Linked DNA regions of Homo sapiens: all the other regions are linked to region 3. Evidence: chromatin contacts called from ENCODE Hi-C or POLR2A ChIA-PET data. All regions are on one chromosome and are shown on one strand. The core of a region is the stretch at or near the end of the contact, and the rest is flanking DNA. Distances in the headings are between cores, read along the strand shown.

What was found. Hi-C counts contacts between places; a loop is a spot of excess contacts on that map. ChIA-PET counts read pairs that join two places held with the same protein, here RNA polymerase II (POLR2A). Pooled maps may share reads with other maps.
Region 1: a map of CD4-positive, alpha-beta T cell shows a loop between it and region 3 (8-fold over the local background). The contact joins the promoter of AHI1 here to the promoter of CCDC28A-AS1 in region 3. A Hi-C loop is called at or near these places in 1 of 168 maps with a recorded cell type or tissue (CD4-positive, alpha-beta T cell) and 8 of 50 pooled maps. POLR2A ChIA-PET finds 5 or more read pairs at or near these places in 1 of 52 experiments (T-cell).
Region 2: a loop to region 3 is called in a map of B cell, with 33 times the contacts of the local background. The contact joins the promoter of TBPL1 here to the promoter of CCDC28A-AS1 in region 3. A Hi-C loop is called at or near these places in 3 of 168 maps with a recorded cell type or tissue (B cell and CD8-positive, alpha-beta T cell), 1 of 37 single-sample maps with no recorded cell type and 9 of 50 pooled maps.
Region 4: a map of CD8-positive, alpha-beta T cell shows a loop between it and region 3 (8-fold over the local background). The contact joins the promoter of ADAT2 here to the promoter of CCDC28A-AS1 in region 3. A Hi-C loop is called at or near these places in 4 of 168 maps with a recorded cell type or tissue (CD4-positive, alpha-beta T cell, CD8-positive, alpha-beta T cell and naive thymus-derived CD4-positive, alpha-beta T cell), 1 of 37 single-sample maps with no recorded cell type and 11 of 50 pooled maps. POLR2A ChIA-PET finds 5 or more read pairs at or near these places in 1 of 52 experiments (naive thymus-derived CD4-positive, alpha-beta T cell).

Annotation. Positions count from the first base shown.
Region 1 is chr6:135,496,371-135,499,070 of GRCh38, reverse strand. It overlaps AHI1 (Abelson helper integration site 1), which reads left to right and starts at 1,331. Exons shown (of 29, transcript NM_001134831.2): 1 at 1,331-1,488; 2 at 1,822-1,883. It overlaps AHI1-DT (AHI1 divergent transcript), which reads right to left and starts at 1,270. Exons shown (of 6, transcript NR_152842.1): 1 at 1,071-1,270; 2 at 554-667. RefSeq lists silencers at 991-1,210, 1,561-1,620.
Region 2 is chr6:133,951,803-133,954,604 of GRCh38, reverse strand. It overlaps TBPL1 (TATA-box binding protein like 1), which reads right to left and starts at 1,381. Exons shown (of 7, transcript NM_004865.4): 1 at 1,180-1,381. It overlaps LOC128092253 (umcharacterized LOC128092253), which reads right to left and starts at 1,301. Exons shown (of 2, transcript NM_001414965.1): 1 at 1,180-1,301. The coding sequence starts at 1,301. RefSeq lists a silencer at 2,274-2,383.
Region 3 is chr6:138,772,435-138,775,263 of GRCh38, reverse strand. CCDC28A-AS1 (CCDC28A antisense RNA 1) reads left to right here and starts at 1,561. Exons shown (of 3, transcript NR_161205.1): 1 at 1,561-1,749. It overlaps CCDC28A (coiled-coil domain containing 28A), which reads right to left and starts at 1,495. Exons shown (of 6, transcript NM_015439.3): 1 at 1,362-1,495. RefSeq lists enhancers at 1,183-1,242, 1,603-1,662, 1,683-1,732, 1,096-1,769, 1,770-2,444.
Region 4 is chr6:143,449,364-143,452,063 of GRCh38, reverse strand. It overlaps ADAT2 (adenosine deaminase tRNA specific 2), which reads left to right and starts at 1,369. Exons shown (of 6, transcript NM_182503.3): 1 at 1,369-1,501. The coding sequence starts at 1,406. PEX3 (peroxisomal biogenesis factor 3) reads right to left here and starts at 1,259. Exons shown (of 12, transcript NM_003630.3): 1 at 949-1,259. The coding sequence starts at 1,021. It also overlaps the pseudogene RNA5SP221. RefSeq lists enhancers at 1,419-1,578, 1,381-2,363 and silencers at 2,119-2,198, 2,259-2,338.

The sequences.
Region 1 (2,700 bases), core at 82-2,581, 3.3 Mb after region 3:
GGTACACATGATTCAATATTGCATAAAATTGGAACAAGAAGCTAACGAGAGATGAAACTAGTCAGGGAGATGGAGAATCTTGTATCCTAGGCAAAGTAATCATTTTCTCTTACAGATTGCCTTTCAAAAATTTTCAGCAGGAGAGTGCCATTATCCGATTTACATTTTTAGTCAGGTCATTCTGATAGCAGTGTGGAGAATTTAAGAGTCAAACTGGAGTCAGAGAACTGGTAAAGGGCCCATCTGAGGAAGTTAAAAAGAGAGAATGGATATGCTTTGGCATAAGATGCATTTAGGATACTCTACTGTTCTTACTAAAACACTGGGAGGATTGTGGTGGCTTACAGCAAGATAGAAATCTAGGAGAGTATGTTTAGAACGGAAAGTTGAACAGCTCAGTTCGGTACGCATTGGATTAGTAATCTTTCTCGTTGCTTCCTCACAGGATTTAGGGAAGCACAAGACATATAGTTTGTAAGGTGTGGCAATGTCAGTAAGAATGGAAAAGCTGGCCTCCATAAACTCTTACTGTACAAATGAAGCAACAGCTTACAGCGGGTGGCTGTAGGTACAGGAAATGGCCTGTATTCACGAGTGTATTCACGAGTCCACGAGTAGCGCATCTAGTATTTTTCCAGCCCTGGTGACTCAGAGCTGAAGATGGCGCCTGTGGCAGAAATCAGAAAAGTGGGAGGGAGCATTAGGTGTAGAAAAGGATGGCGTTTTAACTTTTGTTTTGTTTTTCACACACAGGGAGATAGCTCTAAAGGAACAGTGGATAATTTTTTCTTAAAATTTTGTCTGTAGTACAACTTCATTTTCCACGCCTTAAAACCATGTTTTCTTTTGTGGGCGCGATCGCGTGGGGAGTGACAAATCTGTTTCTTTGCCTCATTCATTCATTTTCTTATTCTGGGCGGCTTCCATGACAGCCTCCCCAGTTTTCCTTTGCCCAGTCAGTTTTTCCCTGCGCTAGCTACAATTCTAAGGCGAAAAGAGCATTTTCGGAGGTGAGGGCGGGGAAAACTCAAGACTCTGTAGGGGCACCCGCGCATTTCCGGGTCCCTTACCGCTCCGAGTGGAGGAGACTGTTCCCGCTCGCGTGGCCGGGGAGGCGGGAGCCCCCTAAGTTCCCTGAAGCTCGCGCCCGCCTGCGGCCTGAGGGCCCCCGGGCAGGCGCCGCACGGCCCCTCCTCCTGGAAGAAGGCGGTGGAGGCGCGGGGACGGGGCCGCGGTCTTCGCCTAGAGCGCGGGACGCATCGGTCGCCATGGGAACGGCGGCGTAGGCAGGCGCTGACGTCAGCAGGCGGCGCGCTGTCCGCACTGCGGCACAGAGCCGCGGCTTGCTTTCAGGACACGGGTCGCTGGCGGGTTAGGTGGCTGCGTGGCCGCCTCACTTCGCGCACGCGCCGCTAGGCTGGGGGAGTTGATTTGCACTGCTCCGGGTGTCGGCTCCGGCGGGACGGGCGGTTCTGCGTACCCCTCTCCGTGAGTACATCATGGGTGCGCTGGTGGCGGGAGCGCGGGCCGGGGTGCTCGGCCTGCCCGGCCCTCTCCTGGGCGGCGTGTCGGGGCTGCTGGAGTCCGAGAGCGCGGAGGCTGATAGCGTAGTGACCGACGAGCGTGGGCCGGGTGTCCCGGGGGAATGCGATTTCTGAGAGTCCTCACCGTACTTTTGCGCTTCTTTCACTGGTCTCCGTGTCCCCGGAGAGTTGAGCATGGTGCTCTGATAGAGAATTCAATCTTTGCCTTTCCTACTCCCGATTCTTATTTAAATGCTTTTAAATCAGATGTGTACTGAGTGTGTTTATTTCCTTTTAGAGTGTCAACCTGGGGCTGAATCTTCAACCTGTCAAAGCCTTCTTAATTATGTCTGAGAAAAGGTGATCAATTTGTTATATTTATAAGAGCCAAATTATATTAATAGGGTTGTTTCGAGATGCATAAAAATAGAACAAAAATGTAGACCATTTAAGAATCCTTATCAAAGGTTGTGCTGCGTTTAGCATTCCTGTAAAAACATCTATTGTGAAAATAAAGCTTTCCCCTTTCTTTTGAGAAAGAGATGCCAACGATTTTTTCACCTGTTGCATTAACAGTTGCTGTTACTGCTTGGGCGTTAGGAGGAAGATTGCTTCTTATGAGTACTCTGGGAAATTTTTTAAAGAATGCTTGAAAGAAATTCAAATACCAAAAGTGTTTTTAAACCATACCTAGAATCTTGTTTATGAGGAATAATATTTATGAAGTTAGAATCTTGTTTACTTATGAAGAATCTTGTTGATTTATTCATTGAATTTTGTATACAGGATTTTTGTTTGTCTTTTTTTCCCTTGCGATAACATTTGGTTAAGGAGCGAATTATCAAGCCTCTCAGTTTTTTCTCCCAATGATATTGAGCCACATATTGGCTGATAATCAGGTTGTCTGTAAAATAAAATGAGATGAAATGTAATCCATTTAATTTTCCTGTGTAATATCTCTTAGACGCTCCTGTGAAAGGGTTTGTGAGGGAGAAGTTGTAAAATAATGGAATATATAAGAATCAGAGGTGTCTTTTAAAGTCCTATCTGATTTTTTGCAGAGGTTACTAATCAAATATTAGCCGTTAATTCTATCATGTTTGCTGTAGTACATATTAAGATTTAGAGATGGCTGAGCGCAGTGGGTCACGCCTGTAATCCTAGCACTTTGGGAGGC
Region 2 (2,802 bases), core at 132-2,631, 4.8 Mb after region 3:
CAGGAAAACCTCATTTACTCACCCAAAATGATTTTGTAAAGTATAAAACCATTAAGCAGCTTGTGATGTAAGACTAAAGAGGTAACATAAACTGATATTTCACTGGGCATACCAAACTGTGAATAATCCTTTCAACCAGATAGTGCTAACAGTCACTTCTCAATAGGAAGGAACTGCCATTTTCTCAAAGAGACTGCGAAATTATGCCAGGATGGCTGAACCTTCTTATGTCTCTTTTTATATTTTCCCAGAGAATCCACATTGCTTACACACACACACGCAAACCTGCTCCCTTTTCTTAAGTCACAGTTTTAAGGCACTGTTCTAAACCCTAAATACAGAAGCTCATGCACTTACTGCCAGTGTCGCTTTGGAACTGCAGGTGACAGATGCAGTCAGAGAGCTCACAGATGTGGATTGACTGCAGTTTGAGTCTTATTGCAATGAGCACATTGACAGAGCCTGCAGATGCACATCTCGGCAGGAGAGATTTTCTTTTTAAGCCCTCATGCCCTATTAGATTTACTTTTAGGGCTTTTATTGGCTATTTTTATCACTTATCCCGACTCTCATCCCTGCTTAGCCCTACCCACAATTCATTTTCTCTTCTTCAGTTCTAGATCCTTCTCCATCAATCCTAATTTTGGTCAAAAATAATAATAAAATAAAGCGAGGCTGCCGGCATTGCCAGAATCAGAAACCGACGAAGCCGCTTTTTGGGAGCTATTAGAGAAGCCGCTGTAAGTTTTCTGAGAAGCAACGGACCCCTAGCATCTTTGCACGGTCCCTCTTCCCCTGGGTGATGGCTCCGAGACAGATGAGGAATCTCTTTTCCCCGTCTTTCCCAGTGGTGGCTTAAACGAAAGATAACCCTTCTTTTCTTATCCTACACCAGGCTCGGTAACGCTCCCAGGTACGGACGCCCCACCCCCAACCCGTTATCCCTAAAGAGATCCCCAAATATCGCCCGGTCCTCTTCAGAACTGAGCCCTCCCTCGGCCACCGGACCGGTTTCCCCCACCTCAGCGGCTGCCCTCCAGTCGCCCGCCCCCACACATCCCACCCCAAGTCTGGCCCGGGCTCCGCACATGCCCACCCCGCGCCCAGACGCCCCGCACCCGGTGCTCAGGCCGCTCAGCCGCCCGCGCTCCCTGTGCCCAGGGTCGCCTAGGGGGTTACCGTGGGAAGAGGGAGCGGTGGCTGAGGACGCGGCGGCAGCGCTGCTGCCGGTTGCGTCGGATGCGAAGGAGAAGCTGGAGGACAAGGATGAGGATGAGACGGGCGCGCTCCCCAGTCTCCATGGAACTCCCGCCCCGGCCCGTTGCTAGGAGCCCCCGAGGCTCGGACTCCGTCTTCCTTGCTTTGTTGTTCCGGGTGCGAGGCGGCCGCAGCTTCCCCGCGACAATAAATAGACTAGACGCTGGGGAGCATAGAGACAGTGCGCGAGGGCTAGAGCGCCGCCGGACAGGGCGCTCCTGGGTGCCTCGCTAGCCACTCATTTCCGGCTCTCACTGCTCCCGTCACTTTCCCCGTCCCCCGCCCCCACCCTTCCTTCCTCCTTCCTGGTCCCCAAATCAGGCCCCTCCTGCCCACCCGCTGGGCTCGGTGGGAGGTAAGAGGTGGGATGGGGGCGGCGCTAATGGGCATCGGACTAGACTTTTTTGTTTAAGAACCGCTTGAAAGGGTTCTGAAAACACCGTGTATCCTTTGTATATTTTTAGTTGATATCTAAACGTGTAGTAATTTCTGGCATACAGTCGAATATTTAGGTGGACTTTTTTGTCAAAACCGTAGAACTTTCTCATCAGCTCATTAAATTTATACAAAAGGTCCTCCCCACCCCCCATTATATAATTGCTAAAGCTAGTCCTTACCGTCCAGACGAGACTTGTTTTCTGCCTGAAAAAAGTCCTTCGCTTTTTCAGTCAAAATGAACCCGTTAATTTATGATGTCGCGATAAATTCCCCTAGTGAGATTCCTCACTAGGCGAATTGGAATCCTGGTCTTAGAGCGACCGGGGATGACAGATGACAGACGGAGGGAAGGAAGTGGGGAGAGATGGAGACACAAGGTGTGGCGAGACGGAGGGATAACGCAGGACCGTATGCCACTTCTGTCGCCTGTCCCACATTCCTTACTCTACGTGGGTTTGCGGTCGGGACTGTCCCTCGGGAACCGAGAGGCGGATCCAGGAAGGATGGGAGTGGGAGAGGGCGGATGCTGGCGAGGACTCAGGCAGCCCGGGATAGGAGGACCTCTAGGAACGGAGACCCTCCGCGGCTCTGCGCCCAAGTAGCCCTGCAGGGGCCGGGGGACCCCGGGGGCGCACAATGGCCCGTTTGAACCGTCGCCCTGGGGCCCGAGTGCGTCCTCGGGGTCCCTCGGGAGTGGCCTGAGAGGCGCTGCCCGCGGGAGCGAAAATCGCGTAACGGCCCTGAGGGCGCCACGCCACGCCACGCCACGCCACGCCGCGCGGAAGCCCCCGGCTCCCGGCCCCACGTTTCCCACTCTCAGGCCGGCATCGGCCTTTCCACCAGAGCTCGGCTGCAGTCAGAAGCCCCTGGCGTTAGTTGAGGTCAATGGCAGCCCTGATTTAATTATTAAAAGACCACGCCGAGCCGGGTTCATGGGTACCTGGCCTCTGATTGGTGGGAATCAGATGAAAAAAATGAAAATGCCACTGCCTTTTTAAAAGAGAAGACGTGGGCTGAATTCTTGGGGTTTTGACAGTAGGCAACCATTTAGGTATTTTATTATTTACGAGATCTCCAAGGATGCCTCTTGATTTTTTGCTTTCCCCT
Region 3 (2,829 bases), core at 312-2,811:
TCTAACATCCATCTATTTAAAAAATACCCTTCCGGCCGGGCTCACGCCTGTAATCCCAGCACTTTGGAAGGCCAAGGCGGGCGGATCACGAGGTCAGGAGATCGAGACCATCCTGGCTAACACGGTGAAACCCCGTCTCTACTAAAAATACAAAAAATTAGCCGGGAGTGGTGGCGGGCGCCTGTAGTCCCAGCTACTCAGGAGGCTGAGGCAGGACAATGGCATGAACCCGGGAGGCGGAGCTTGCCCTGAGCCGAGATGGTGCCACTGCGACAGAGCGAGACTCCGTCTCAAAAACAAAACAAAACAAAACAAAACAAAACAAAAAAACCCCTTCCATACTTTATTTGTGCATAGTGTTAAATTTTTCTTAACTTCATTATTTCATATATCATAAGATGAATTTATATGGCTATCTCTACCTCATCAGGTTGTAAATTGCCTTCTAGAAACATTAGGCCGTTTTTGGCATGCTGTGTTTAATTTAGGCATGCCATGACCATTCAAAAAGATTCAAACCCATTGCTGTCGCTTAAAATAATTATTTGATGAATTCAATAAATTTTTCTTTTTCCTTTTGCCTGGACTTAGTGCCACTGGCACTGGAATTTAAACCACTGAGCTTAAATTGGCTGACGCTAGACAATTACAACTGGAGCTACAATACTGCCAAAGAAGAGGCTTTCTGGGAAAGGCTCCAATGCCCAGTCTCTAATCCCAGATACCACTGGGTGTCAATCCACTTAAACCTTGGCTAACAATTTTTCTTTTAAGAAGCATTTTTTGTAACAGAACAATAATTCTGGTGTTGTTTCAACATGCAACACAAATTAAATGAGAGTTTGAAAGATGACTGAATAGAGACGATTAGTTCTCTGAAGAGGCAAGGATCTGTAAAAATGTATGATACGCATAAACACGCTGGCCTGAAATTTAACGATGCTAATACACACTTGGTGGTACAAGAAAAAAAAATCTAGGAAGTAAAGCAATGCAAATAAACCAGTGGTGGTCTAAACCACAATATTCTGCGGAGCCAGCACTCGCGATTTCCTCGTTTTTGGAAAATTACATCTGTCACAAGAGCACTGAAACCCTTCCTGTATATCAAACAGCAAAGAATGTTTTAGAGAAGGCATAATAAGTAAACTGCTCATAGTTACTTATTCACACAGTGGTTTTAAGTGCCAGGTCTTGCCTCCAAGCAGTACCACTGGGCATCCCTCTTGACATCACCTCATTCCCCTTCCCCAATCTACCGAAGCGATGACCCTTCACCGCCCAGTACCCAGCAGTGACCAGAGTGGTGGGAAGGGCCTAAAGGGGCAGGTTGCGGAGGTTCCTTTGCTTCCACTACATACCTGAAGAAGAAGGGTATTGGGGCCCCCTTCCGCAACCCGCAAAGACCCGACAGCCTCAGAAGCCACCGCCGCAGCCACAAGCAGAGCCCCGGTCACATCCCGGGACCCGCTCCTCCGCAGCTCCGTTTGTTTACGGAAGTGACGTAAGAGGTACAGCCTCCATGCCCCAAGCGGAAGCCCCGCCTTTTCCTGCTCCCCCAGTGTCGCTCTTGGCTCCGCCCTCGGCATTTCATTGCTTCCCCTGTCCTTCCTTTAGCTGTAACTCCGGCGGGCGTGTTGGGTGTGTCGTTTTAGGCTCTGTGACCCAGGAGCAAGACGCAATAAGCGGGTGCAGTGGAGGTAGAAACGGGAAATGCAGTACCCTTTCCGGAAGCTACTCCGCCCCTCGGTGAGTGTTAGATTCCCCCCCCGAACTACAATTCCCAGAATGCTGTTCGAGCATGCCCGAAGGCGGAACCAGAGTGTCGCCATGCAACTGTTCCTTGGTTGTTTCCGATTGGTTGCCCGGACTTCTCGCGGCTAAACTAATTTTGGCTCCAAGGCGGCGTGAAGAGTGTGATTCTGTTCAGCGACCGTGATTCTGTTCAGCGACCATGATGTTGAGCCCCTAATTGAGAGTCTGTTACCACTATTAATAGCTACTCTGTTCGGGCCCTACACATAACGGTGTATCTAAACCTCTCTACAATTTTATGGGTAGGTGTTATACTCTCTGTTTTACAAATGGGGAATTTGAGGCTCAGAAAGGCTAATTGATGCAGGTGTCTCTCTGTCGTCAAAGATAGTTCTACTTCCACTATACTTAAAGCCTCTGGAGAAGGAATTGCAGGCTGAGAGAAAGAGATCTATCTTAAATGAGGGAAGAAATGCACGTTTCATTGCCTGGTCTGGGTAGCCTTCCCGGTGTTGGAGTGGGAGGTGGGAAGGTTTTAGATTCACAGGTCCTTAGATTGAAGGGACTCTGGAGGAACACCACATAGCACCCCCCGCATTAGCTAATGGGGAAACCATATCTAGAGATTGTATCCATGCCAGAAAAGGCAGAGCAAAGACAACCCCAGTCTCTTGGCTTCTAGGATAGGATGTTCTTCCGCCACCCGCCATTTAAAAAAAAAAAACAAAACTATTGAAATGTTAAAAAAAAAAAGCACAGAATAAACAACGCACCCACTATCCAGAACGAACAGATTTATGAATGAAAGAAATGGAGCATTACAGATAAAGAAGGTGTTCCCTATTCTCAGTCCCATTCTACTACCACCCTCAGAGAGGCAACCAGGATCATGAATTTGATATGTATCTTGCCAATCTAGGTTTCTATATTTAAACTATTACTATGTATTATAAACAATATGTAGAATGGTTTGGGGCATTTGAAGTTTTACATGAATGCTATTATATTTTGTGTATTGATCTGCAACTTGATTTTTTCACCAAATTCTGTGTTTTTGAGAGCTATCCACATTGA
Region 4 (2,700 bases), core at 120-2,619, 4.7 Mb before region 3:
AATCTAATACTAAGAGAAAAGCCAACCAAATTCTTTGGGAAACTCTGTTCTTGATTTTAAGTACTTTTGTAAACATAGCATGTAATAAGTGATGAGACTATTTCTCAAAAACTCAAGTTCTAACAAATTTCCTCTTTTATAGTTCCTAGATGTCCTTTTCATATAATTCACAAAACTTTTATTCCCTCCTTCAAATCCCTGAATATTATCACATGAGCATTGTATGAGGGAAAAGCGTCTCAAGATTTTTATCTTATCTGTTTCTAAATCTCCTCTGGGCCTGTGCAACTCAGTTATGTCAGCTAGATTACAATGATCCCAACCTTGAAGATCCTGAGGAAGATTGCACAACATCCCTCAAGCATTTTTCTTACTGCCATAGTTTGTATTCTAAAATGGCAGAAACAGAGCTAAAATATTGATTTGTTTTTCTTTATCTAATCCATATCTTTCAGTCCTTTAGGACAACTGCGCTGTTTTCAAAAATTCAAATCGACTTTAACCACCACCCGAAGTGCAGCCTATAGGTAACTTCCCTAGATTATTATTAAACTCCTGAGAAGGGTGAGAGCCAAAGTATCAAGAGTGCCAAGGAGAAATGCAGAATCTCACAGGAAAGCAGAATTTTTTTTAAAAAGTTCCTGTAAGAGAATGGTGCCTTGAAACAGAAACTTAAACTGTGATGAGTTCTCCAAAGGTCCGTGAGAAAAAAGGATAGGTGAGAAACAGAGTTAAGAGTCGGTGACAGGGCAAAGGGCACAGAGGCATTTCTCAACTGCAGAGATGGGAGAACCCTGGAGGTTGGCCACCTCCCTTTTCATCCCATGGTTGATCGAACTCCCTCTACATATCCCAGACTAGGATCGCCCGGCCTGTCCTTATTTTAGAAGAAGTCACCTCTCCCACCCCCTTCTCCCAATGCCCCCTTTCAAGCACGTTGTCACCCACCTCCAAGGACCGTGCCCAGGAAGATGCATTTCTTTTTGTGGCGTTTCAGAAAATTCCATACAGACCTCAGCATCTTTAGGCCCTAGGGGTGTGGGCTGACTAGGGGTGAGGGACTGCTTCACCAGGAAACTGTTTCTTCGTCACCTGGCCCAGATGACCCAGCAAGAGCGCCGTCGTCCCGTTCTGTGCTCTCCCGAAATCACAAACGTGACTTTCCGCAGAGACTGTCACCGGAGCGGCAAGGGGGCGTGGACTACAGCAAAGCAGCTACGCTTTCTGCCGCTGCCGCCGCGCAGCCGCCGCCGCTCACTGGTCCGACAAGCCCAGGTCCGTTCAGAAATAGCTCCCGAGTGCCTTTTCATTAGACTACCCCCGGAAACGGGGTCCCGGGCCCGCCGCGTTCCGCTGCCCGCGCTCCTCCTCTGCCGCGGGCTCTGTAGCTGAGTGGTGGCTGGGTATGGAGGCGAAGGCGGCACCCAAGCCAGCTGCAAGCGGCGCGTGCTCGGTGTCGGCAGAGGAGACCGAAAAGTGGATGGAGGAGGCGATGCACATGGTGAGGAGCCCGGGAGGTAGATGCTGCGGGGTGGGACCTTTCTCCAGCCCTCAACCCGACCCCGGCATTTGAGCAAACGTTCTTTCTCGTCACCATAATTTTTATGGCAGTCAGATGTTCTGGGTGAACAACTGGCTTTACTGCCTCGAAACTTTCTGTAGCCCATTCTCACAGTGGCTCTGGGCGAAGGAAGGGGAGGAAATACACAAATTATTTGTTTCATTGCGGTGGAGTATGCTGCAGACTTAACATTCTGTCGCCGGCTGGCACGTGCTGCCTCCCTTTCCTTTCTGTGGTCACACACTCTCCAATCTACAAAGTCACATTATTTGAGGTTTTGGCCCTTGGAACATGTCCAGCAGAAGGAAGGAAACTGAGAACGTTTCTGGTAGAGAGCAGTATGGAAACAAGTCCCTGTACAATCGGCGTCTCGCATTCATTCATTATTTCCTCTGCCCTTTTACTTCCTTCCCTCACTCCCTTCAGGACTGCGAAATAAAGGGGGCTTTCAACAGAATGCTGTGTGCTAGCGAGCTTCTTAACTGGGAAAAAAAGTTTGTTTGTAAATATATGTATTTACATTTTAATAACTACATACAGCCACGTGCCACACAATGACCTGTCGGTAAAGGTCGTTATCCTGGAGCATTAAATCTACTCACCTTAGCCCTATTGTCCCATCCAAGTACTAACCAGGCCTGACCCTGCTTAGCTTCCGAGATCGGGGGACATTCAGGGTGGTATGGAGGTAGACAACCCTAGTTTCTATGTAGACTTCTGGGCTAAACACTTTCGCTACCTTTTAGGTTGACCCTGGGCTAGCACATGTAAATACATTTACATACGTTTACAAACAAACTTTTATCCCAGTTAAGAAGCTCGCTAGCACTTTTCAGCTCCATTATAATCTTATAGGACCACATATACAGCGGTGGTGCTATAGGATTATAATGAAGCTGAAAAGTTCCTGTTGCCCAGTGACATGTAGCCCTCCTAACAAGTACTTTTTTTCCTTTAAGACCTTGAAGAAACTTGTATATGCTAAAACCCAAGAAGCAGCTGCCTCCTTAATCCTGTGTAGGAGGACGTAAACTATGGAATCACATCCCTAGGTGTTTATAATACAATTAAGAGACAAAAAATGTCAAAGCCAGAGAGGTCTAGAAATTCTTTGAAAACATCTACATGTTTAAAAAGAT